Regions from separate parts of the Homo sapiens genome. Here region 2 is linked to region 1. Evidence: read pairs that join two places in POLR2A ChIA-PET (ENCODE). Cell type or tissue: K562. All regions are shown on one strand.

What was found. ChIA-PET counts read pairs that join two places held together with the same protein. Peaks named below come from ENCODE experiments on the same cell type or tissue, not always from the same donor. Only the 100,000 strongest peaks of a DNase experiment are listed, where the experiment ranks them.
Region 2: POLR2A ChIA-PET joins it to region 1 with 5 read pairs; 3 of 35 experiments call an interaction of 5 or more read pairs at or near these places.

Annotation. Positions count from the first base shown.
Region 1 is chr3:186,868,133-186,873,132 of GRCh38, forward strand. No RefSeq gene overlaps it. Among named protein-coding and RNA genes, the nearest start is that of ADIPOQ-AS1, 9.3 kb to the left of the region's middle. RefSeq lists an enhancer at 239-1,036 and a cis regulatory region at 3,165-3,768. In K562, no CTCF peak of the experiment used is centred here; DNase peaks (open chromatin) are centred at 2,506, 2,879 and 3,399.
Region 2 is chr3:187,109,086-187,114,085 of GRCh38, forward strand. No RefSeq gene overlaps it. Among named protein-coding and RNA genes, the nearest start is that of RPL39L, 28 kb to the right of the region's middle. In K562, a CTCF peak has its summit at 4,314 (motif pointing right); no DNase peak of the experiment used is centred here.

The DNA.
Region 1 (5,000 bases):
CTCCTGCCTCAGCCTCCCGAGTAGCTGGGACTACAGGCGCCCGCCACCACGCCCGGCTAACTTTTTGTGTTTTTAGTAGAGACAGGGTTTCACCGTGTTAGCCAGGATGGTCTCGATCACCTGACCTCGTGATCCACCCGCCTCAGCCTCCCAAAGTGCTGTGATTACAGGTGTGAGCCACCACGCCTGGCCTAAGACAGAACTTTTGCTTTTCCATTATTCTTTTTTTTTTTTTTTTTGAGATGGAGTTTCACTCCTGTCGCCCAGGCTGGAGTGCAATGGTGTGATCTCGGTTCACTGCAACCTCTGCCTCCCAGGATCAAGTGAGTCTCCTGCCTCAGCCTCCTGAGTAGCTGGGATTACAGGTGCCCACCACCACACCTGGCCAATTTTATATTTTTAGTAGAGACAGGGTTTCTCCAGGTTAGCCAGGCTGGTCTTGAACTCCTGACCTCAGGTGATCCGCCCACCTCGGCCTACCAAAATGCTGGGATTACAGGTGTGAGCCACCGCGGGGGCCTGTCCTTTTTTTTTTTTTTTTTGAGATGCAGTCTGGCTCTGTTGCCCAGGCTACAGTGCAGTGGCATGATCTCGGCTCACTGCAACATCCACCTCCTGGGTTCAAGCGATTTTCCTGCCTCAGCCTCCCAAGTTGCTGGGACTACAGGCATGTGCCACCACGCTCGGCTAATTTTTGTATTTTTAGTAGAGACAGGGTTTCACCGTGCTGGCCAGGCTGGTCTCGAACTCCTGACCTCAGTTGATCCCCCTACTTTGGCCTCCCAAAGTGTTGGGATTACAGGCATGAGCCACCACGCCCGGTCCCATTATTCTTCTTAGACAAAACAGATCCTTTCAAAGGAATGGTAAACTTGGATTACACAATATATTTGTTAAAAAATTGGAATCTCATGCCTGTAATCCCAGCGATTTGGGAGGTGGGAGGGTCTCTTGAGTTCAGGAGTTTGACACCAGTCTGGGCGAAACAGGGAGACCTCGTCTCTACAAATTTTTTTTTTTTTAAATTGGAATCATCCTGAACATCTATTGTTTGGCCCGCCTTTTCAAATGATTTGAATGCTTTTCTACACCACAAAATATAATTTTCAAATGTGTTGTCTTTCAAATGTGATTTGTATGTGGATGCATAATGTTTCCTTATATGGATGTCACTGTCATTTATTTGAGCAATGTTTATGCCTAGAAATGAGACTTGTTGGCAATGTGTATATAGTTGGAGCAAAATGTCTGAGTACTTTGAAAAATGGTGTCAGAGCCCAAATGACTTGGACATCTCCACTCTGAGCCAACTGGCTCAGTGTTAGTCACAACTGGAAAAGGGAGATGGAGAGAATGCCTCACAGACTCATGAATGTGTTTGTATGATGTTATTAACAGAGTAAATTATAAAATCCAGACCTACAAAAGGTCAACTATTTCGTATAATTTGAGCTTGTAGAAAACTTCCTGAATATTCCACTGCTGCACACACACATCTGTTAACTGGCTGAGGTTTGGCAAAGGCAAATCAGTGTTAAGAGTTGAAGTAGCAGCTCTTTCTCAGATTCACACATTCCTTTTCACTTATTGGAAACAAGATATTATCTGACTCCTAGTGTTGCTTACTTGGCAGGCACCTTTCAGTAAATATGAATACATTAAATCTCAGCCTTAAAGACAAAGACCTTACTGTCTTCCTAATTCATGACAAAAATCACAGCCATAAAATAGAAAGAATGAATTCTGGTATTCAGCTGAAGAAAAAGTTTGACTGAGTTGCTTTCCCACCCTGGAAAACTTTCTCTCAGAATAATTTCATGATGGATGATTCTGTGAGGAATGAAACAATGCTGTATCATTGCTATAAATGCTGTAATGTCTGCATGCCAAACTGCTTTCAATTAGTGTTTTCTCTGGAAACTGGAAAGTATGACACAGTCGAGGCATTAGCATGCCCATTTTCTTCAGTAATAAAAAGAAAGGATACTGAGCGGAACTCAGGTGTGATAGAGATTTGAGGTATTTCCAAGTGACGCTTGCCTGACACTCTGTTAAATAAAATTAAAAAGAAAAAAATAAAAGCAAAAAAGATCTCTCTAAGTGGTATGGCATGATTTCTCAGCTACAGCAAAAGAAGCTACCATTATACCCTGCCTTTTCCTCCATCTTGTCTAGAGAACCTAGACGTATAAACTCATAATTTCCTTTTAACTTAATAAAAATTTATAAAATAGGATACAGGAGTTAAGAGGGGGGATGGTTTAGGGTGATGGAAATGTCAGGAGGTCTTTGTGTTGGGGATGACATTTGAACTAGGTCTTGCTAAACTGAGGAATAAAGGAAGATATTCCATTTATAGTGAAGAGCAGATGCAATGTCAAAAAACAAACAAAACATAAATAAGTTGATAAGGCAAGGTGAGAAGTTCAGTGTGGCTGAGAAAAAAAATATGCAAGACAAAAGGTCAGAGATAAAGTTGAGTGTGGCCAAGCAAAGCAGATAGGGTAGAAAGTATCTGGACTTCATCTTTCCATGACGGAGGCCAACAAAGAACTTTTAAGCAGGAGCAAAATATGACCAGATTGACATTATGTCAAGGTCACCTGCTGGAGTTACTGATAATTGGAAGATATTTGTTATTGGTCCCAGTAAAGGAAGACAAAAGCAGTGGTAATTGAATTGAAGACTCAATCCTGGAGAAATTTCTGTGTTAGAATTATACAGTTAGGATATAAAATGATAGACCACTGTTTAATTCCATTGGAATGTGGGTATGAGCCAGGTGAAAGTATGAGTGTGTGTCAGGTGGAGGTGGGAGACTTGGCCGCTACGCTCAGAGAATAAACAGACACAGAGTTTGCCACATACCTCTATCCTATCAGATGGGGGCTGTGCTCTTGAGAAAGTGGTGGATATGTCAGTCCATTCAGGAAAATCCTCTGTGACCTCCCTCACATTTGAACAATTGAAATTACGGGAAGAGTGCTTTCTCTTAGGAAGTCCACTTTATTAAATGTGCCCTCTGGATGCTACGTTTGTATTGAGAATTAGTGCTTTTTAGTTCATTTATTTTGTCATCTTAGATTTTCATGCTGTTCTGCGAGTTATCTTAGCAAAGGGCTCTCTGTAGGTTGAGGGATGATGTTATGAATAGTCGGGGTGAGGTACTTAGAATTTATATAACTACAAGCCTTATGAAAGTGTCTTCTGAGGCCGGTGGAAGCCTTTTGATGAAGACCTTTCAGGGGTTGATCACAACCAGTAAGAACCTGGTTCTCCAATTATGATGATATTTCTGATTTACTTTTCAGCCTATCCAAGCAAATGTTCAGGTCAATTAGGGTTTCTCAGAAAGGGGCAGGAAGTGCATACAGCAGTCAGGCAGATTATCCAGACGTACCACTTCCCTTTGTCAGCTTATCACTGAGTCTGGCTTCCTCCTTGATTGGGTAAACATCCTTTTCTTACCCCTGTTTTTCCCCAAAATCAGCACTTTCCTAATGATTTCCTGTTTCTGAGCAAAATCTTCCATAAATCAAACATGAAATCAAGCAGGATAAATTAGTAAGGCCAGCCATGGAGAGACAAGGTGAAGTCCTACAATTTGTCTGGGGTATGGAAAGTTCAAGAATTAGAAGGGGGTGCCATATCCAGGACACACAGCCTGCTATCCCTTCCTTCTGCTCAGGGCTGTGTGTCATGATAGGAGACACTGATAGGCAAAAAGATCTCCATGAAAGTTAACTAAGATTAGAAATAAACATTTGTCATTTAAGAGCGTCAGATAACTTCTAATTAGTATAGTGCTTATATCCAAGGTTGCAGGATAAAAATGCTTCACAGTGAATACATTTCTACTACTTTCTTTATATGACTGGCAATTTTTTTCCTTGAGCCACTGACAATTTTATCAGGGGAAGAGTTTTCTTCTAGTGATCATAACTTTGATAGCTGTCTTAGTCCATTTTATGCTGCTAAGTAGAATACCTGAGACTGAGTAATTTATAAAGAATAGTCCAAGATCACGGTGCTGGCATTTGGTGAGGGGCTGGTTTCTGCCTGCAAGATGGCGCCTTGCGTGCTCCATCCTTCAGACGGGAGGAACGCGATGTCCTCACATGGCAGAAGAGCAGAAGAGAGGAAACCTGCTCCAACAAGCTTTTCTTAATAACGGCATTCATTAATTCATTAGGGAAGAGCCCTCATGACTTAAATACCTTCCAAAAGACCCTACCTCTCCACACTGTTGCATTGGGGATTGAGTTTCCAACACATAAATTTGGGGGATACATTCAGACCATAACAATAGCTTAGTTTTTGATATGCCAAATATCTTTTTCAAAAAATGTTTTCGTTACATTGTTCACATTATTTGCTAAACACAGTGGCACATGCCACCCCCAGCTACTTGGGAGGCTGATGTGGGAAGATCTTTTGAGCCCAGGAGTTTGAGACTGCAGTGAGTTAGGATCACACCACTGCACTTCAACCAGAGTGAGACTCTGTCTCTAAAATAAAATAAATACATGGTTTATATTATATATCATAAACTGGTGTCTCCTAGGAGAACTTATGATGAATTCAAACTGTGTTAGTTTATGTAAATGTTAAACAGTAAGTTTACTAATGTTTTCTTTTCTTTTTTGAGACGGAGTCTCGCTCTGTCGCCCAGGCTGGAGTGCAGTGGTGCGATCTCGGCTCACTGCAACCTCTGCCTCCCGGGTCCACGCCATTCTCCTGCCTCAGTCTCCTGAGTAGCTGGGACTACAGGCGCCCGCCACCACGCCCGGCTAATTTTTTGTATTTTTAGTAGAGACTGAGTTTCACCGTGTTAGCCAAGATGGTCTCGATCTCCTGACCTTGTGATCTGCCCGCCTCGGCCTCCAAAAGTGCTGGAATTACAAGTGTGAGCCACGGCGCCTGGCCTAATCTTTTCTTAAGACTGCAATGTATTAAAATCTGTAAAACTAAATTTTTCACGGGGTTAAGATGAACACTTT
Region 2 (5,000 bases), 240 kb after region 1:
GAGGCGGAGCTTGCAGTGAGCCGAGATTGCGCCACTGCACTCCAGCCTGGGCGACAGAGCGAGACTCCGTCTCAAAAAAAAAAAAAAAAAAAAAAAAAAATTTGTTTTATTTATTGTTGCATTTTTTCCAAATATTTCTGATATTAGCAGTTGGTTGAATCTTCAGAGTAGAACCAGTGGATATAGAGAGCCTCCTGTACACATATCATTACCATATAGCACTTCCCACTGTACACAACATAGGTGACCAGATGCAACGTCCAAACTTTGTCCACTTAGAGAACTTCTCTCACCATTGTCTTTTAGGGCCACCCAGGAGGGGGGATACAGTTCAGTAATAGTCCATTTTTGGTTCATACCAAGATATTCAATAAGGTATCCATGAATCAGACCTGGTAATTTTCCTCCTCTGATAGCTGGTCAAAGGAAACTCCCACACGAGGCCAAAGGGTTAGCAAAGGAGAAGTATCATTGTATTGGTGATGAGTGATGGGGATTCGGGCCACCTGTTCATGCAGATTACTGTGCCCTCTGGATCTGCTGCAGCTGCATCTAGAACCTACCACTTCTATCACATGATAGATTGCTGCTGAGCCTGCCCAACGTTATGACTTGGTAGTTCTGAAAGTTCTCAGCTCAAGATAAGCAGCTCGGATCCTAGAGTCACTTGATGAGATGCTCTGTCTCTATGGGAGCTTAATACCTACCTAGCCAGGAGCTGCTTTTCATATGGTATATAATTTTATGCTTTGAACGGCATGGCCTTTCTCCCTTCAGTGTATCGAGGACACTCAGCAATAGTCAAATTGTTCTGCAGTAGCTATAAATGATTTCCTTTGTATCTCTCAATCGCTGAAGATATTGAACAAATCAGAGCATTCCCTTCTGTTTCCTGTCTTAGTTAACCACAGGTGAAAGTTCTAGGAATGGCATTGCTATGGCCTGCCAGGGCCTATTAACACAAGACATGAAGTCATTTTCATCTGGTCAGAATCTCATCCATAAAGTGTGCATCCTAAGACCACTTTTGGGGCCAACTGTCTTAAAATAGGCTCTCCTGGAGTCAGATCCCGAGTCAAGGATTCAGGTGCTAGTGATTTATTAAGGGAAAAACCAGTAAGGAAGTGGGAGAAGCAGCAGAGGAGAGGAAAAGAGACTAAACAAGACATCAACTTTTGGTGAAGTCTCAGTTTCAACCCAAATTTGTAGAGAGTAATGATTGACTCCTCATTTAGTTTCACAGCAAAGGAGCTGGGGAGAGGGGGTAGAATTAGATACAGAGCACCCAGGCACCTCCTGCTCTCAGCTGGGGCAGGCAGCCCTAGTGCCTGGGAGAAGATCTCTGAAGGTCACAGATGTTGACTGCTGCTGCAGATCATGTAGAAGCTAGAGGATGGAGGCACAGAACTGGGAAGAGGGATCTCAGGGGATCTGGCCAGGGCACTCTTATGCCTACTCCAAAGTGATACAGGAAGAAACGTGCTGAGTTTAGGGAATCAAGCAATCCTGTGTGAGATGGAGTGGTCAAAGAAGGCTTCCTGGAGGTCAGACTTGAGGTAGATTAATCTAGAGTCAGTGGACGTTGACTCCAATTATTACCAACGGCATCGCAGTTAACGTTTAGTGGGGTTGTCAATAGTGGCTAGAACATAAAAGGGTGTGAGGAACAGGATTTGATCACCACAGTACTTGCTGTTGAGATTCTTTGACACTTTCCTTAGCACGCTTCCTAGGCTGGAGAAAAAATATAGAACAAAAACACAAACATCCTAACTATCTACCCTTTCTCACTAATCTCTCCTGCATATTTGTTTCAAGTCCTCCTCTAAGAAATGTCTTCTGGAGGGGTGAGTGCTGACCATCATTACCTAATTTCCCTGCTCCCCATCCCATTCCCCACTCTTTCCTTCCCATCCCTTCCTCTCTTCTATGTATTGGGTGCTGGTCACCAGTAAGGGCTCTGAAGACACCGCATCCTCTCTCAGGATGTGTTTGCTTTAATTGAACAAGCATTTATGACTTCCCTGCCTCCTCTGAGGGCTTAGCATTTGCTGCAAGTTCCAAATCACTCTTACCTAATACTATGAAAGAGAATTTGATGAGCTGCCCAAAGAAGTATAATAGATTATGAATATGAGTGCTCAGAGACCAGTTTTGTTCAAGCAAACAGGGAAGACATTCAGGAGAATACGGGACCTGATTTGAGTCTTAGAATATAAGATGTAGAGACGGTGTAGGGGAATTGGCCTACAAAGGAGCTGTAGTGTGCGTGAGTGGAGACGCAGATGGTCCCCGATTTACTATGGTTCAACTTCAGAGGTTTTGACGTTAGGATGGTGCAAAAGTTATAAGCATTCAGTATGCTTCTCAATTTACAATGGGGCTACATCAGGATAAACCAATTATAAGTTGAAAATATCAGTTTGTTCAGACTTAATCCCACCTTAAGTCAAGGAGTGCCTGTATTTGATATGGAAGTCAGGAGAATGCTACATTAATACTTCTTCTGCATGATCCTCAGACCATCACCTGAGTATCACAATGAAAGCACCCATTCTCCATTTCTTCTCTCCCATTCACCTATACATTCCTGTTCCCAGAGGGAACCACTTTCAAATCTTCGCCATTTATTATAGTATTCACTTTCATTTTCCTAAAGGATATGATTATACTGCCATGTTTTTGTTTTTTGACTTTAAATATTATTTACTACAATAGATGATAAAGATTTAGCCATCTTACAATTCACACCTCATCCACACACAATTCTTCTATACCCCACTCCTAATGTAGTTATAATAGCATCATATTTGGTTAAGTCAATATTCAAAGATTATATGTTTTGACTATGTAAATGTTATTTACAGCTGAGTTATGTATGGGTTTCATGGTTACATTTTCTTTCCCCGCCCCCTGCATTTTTTTTTTTTTTTTGAGAGAGAGTTTCCCTCTTGTTGCCCAGGCTGGAGTGCAATGACGTGATCTCAGCTCAACACAACCTCCGCCTCTGTGGTTCAAGCGATTCTCCTGCCTCAGCCTCCCGAGTAGCTGGGATTACAGGCATGTGCCACCATGCCCAGCTAATTTTGTATTTTTAGTAGAGACAGGGTTTCTCCATGTTGGTCAGGCTGGTTTCGAACTCCTGACCTCAGATGATCCACCTGCCTCAGCCTCCCAAAGTGCTAGGATTACAGGTGTGAGCTATTGCACCTGGCCTCTTTCCTTTTCTTTAACCACCCCCCTACCCTGGAGTTAATGATTACATTTTTTTGTTTGCTTAGTATTCTTTTGTAATATCACCAGTTTATCCCCAAATTCTGACACAGCTGTCAAACTTTTGTTGGTACAATTATTTATAAATATTAAATATTCTATAAGCTTCTTTTTAATCCTTCCTTCCTTTCTCTTTCTCTTTTCTCTTCTCTTTTCTTCTTCCTTCCTTCCTTCCTTCCTTCCTTCCTTCCTTCCTCTCTCTCTCTCTCTTTCTTTCGAGACAGAATCTCACTCTGTCGCACAGGCTGGAGTGCAGTGGCATGGTCTTGGCTCACTGTAACCTCTGCCTCCCTACCTCAAGCAATTCTCCCACCTCCGCCTCCTAAGTCGCTGGGACTACAGGTGTGTGCCACCACACCTGGCTAATTTTTGTATTTTCAGTAGAGACAGGGTTTTGTCACATTGGCCGGGCTGGTCTTGAACTCCTGACCTCAAGCGATCCGCCCGCTTTGGCCTCCCAAAGTGCTGGGATTACAGGCATGAGCCACCACGCCTGGCCTATAAGCTTCATTTTGGAGGGGAGTCTCTGGGGGCGCTGTCTCTCCTGAACTGGTGATCTCTAACCCTACATTAAACAAGTGTTCTCCTAGAACTTCATTTCATCATCATCTTAGGAATTTCCTTTGCTCCTCTGTGAATCTTGTTCCTTTTTCCCTCACACTGCTTCTTTCTTAGTTTACATCTCCTTGCTTTTGTGGGACATACCAGAACGTGGTTTTTAGAGAGAGAGGGCACATGGGAGGAGGCAGCAGGGTGAAGGTGGGAATGGATGGCTCAGAGGAAACATGCCATATAAGGAAATGTGAAGTTATCACCTGACAGTAATGCAAGGACACCGTGTTGTGTGCTCTTGGAGGTTCTTCCTTCAGAGACAATAAATTTCAACTATACTGGATTTGAAAGGTAAAGCCTTTAAGATAGAGCTTTATATTTTTTGGTGTGCATAACAGGCTTGGATATCTCCTGGAAGACACACTATTCCTCCCCCAAGTACCAAAACACAATCATTAAAGAAGCTGTACTTCACCACATTGACAGAAGAGGGCACCATTAAATGAAGAATCTTGTAAATTAGCCCACATCCACAAAAAGAATTACAAAAAATGGAATAAATCTATGCAAAGCTTCTTAAAGAAAGAGACTCAACACACCTCAAGTGATAAAAATTTTCCACCACTCCAAGGGAGGTAAATACAAAAATGACCATGAAGCAGAGGAAAACTGCAATGCTACACTCCAGACTCAAATAACCTCAAACAAGTATAGACATGTGAAAAGCTATACATATATATACATATATGTGTATATATGTATATATATGTATATATGTGTGTATATATGTATATATTTGAACCTCCCAGGTTCAAACATAAATTTTAGAACTATATTTATTTTTTGAACCTCCCAGGTTCAAGAGATTCTCCTGCCTTAGCCTCCCAAGTAGCTGGGATTACAGGTGGGCGCCATCACACCCAGGGAATTTTTGTATTTTTAGTAGAGACGGGGTTTCACCATGTTGTCCAGACTGGTCTCAAACTCCTAACCTCAAGTGATCCACCTGTCTTGGCCTCCCAGAGTGCTGGGATTACAGGCATGAGCCACTGCGCCTGGCCTGAAAAACTATCTTTAATCAGAAATTAAAATATAAATGGATTTAGAAAAAAATGGGAAGTAATGAACAGTGTGTTGATTGAACTCAGAAAGAAAATAAAAGAAAAAGAAAAATA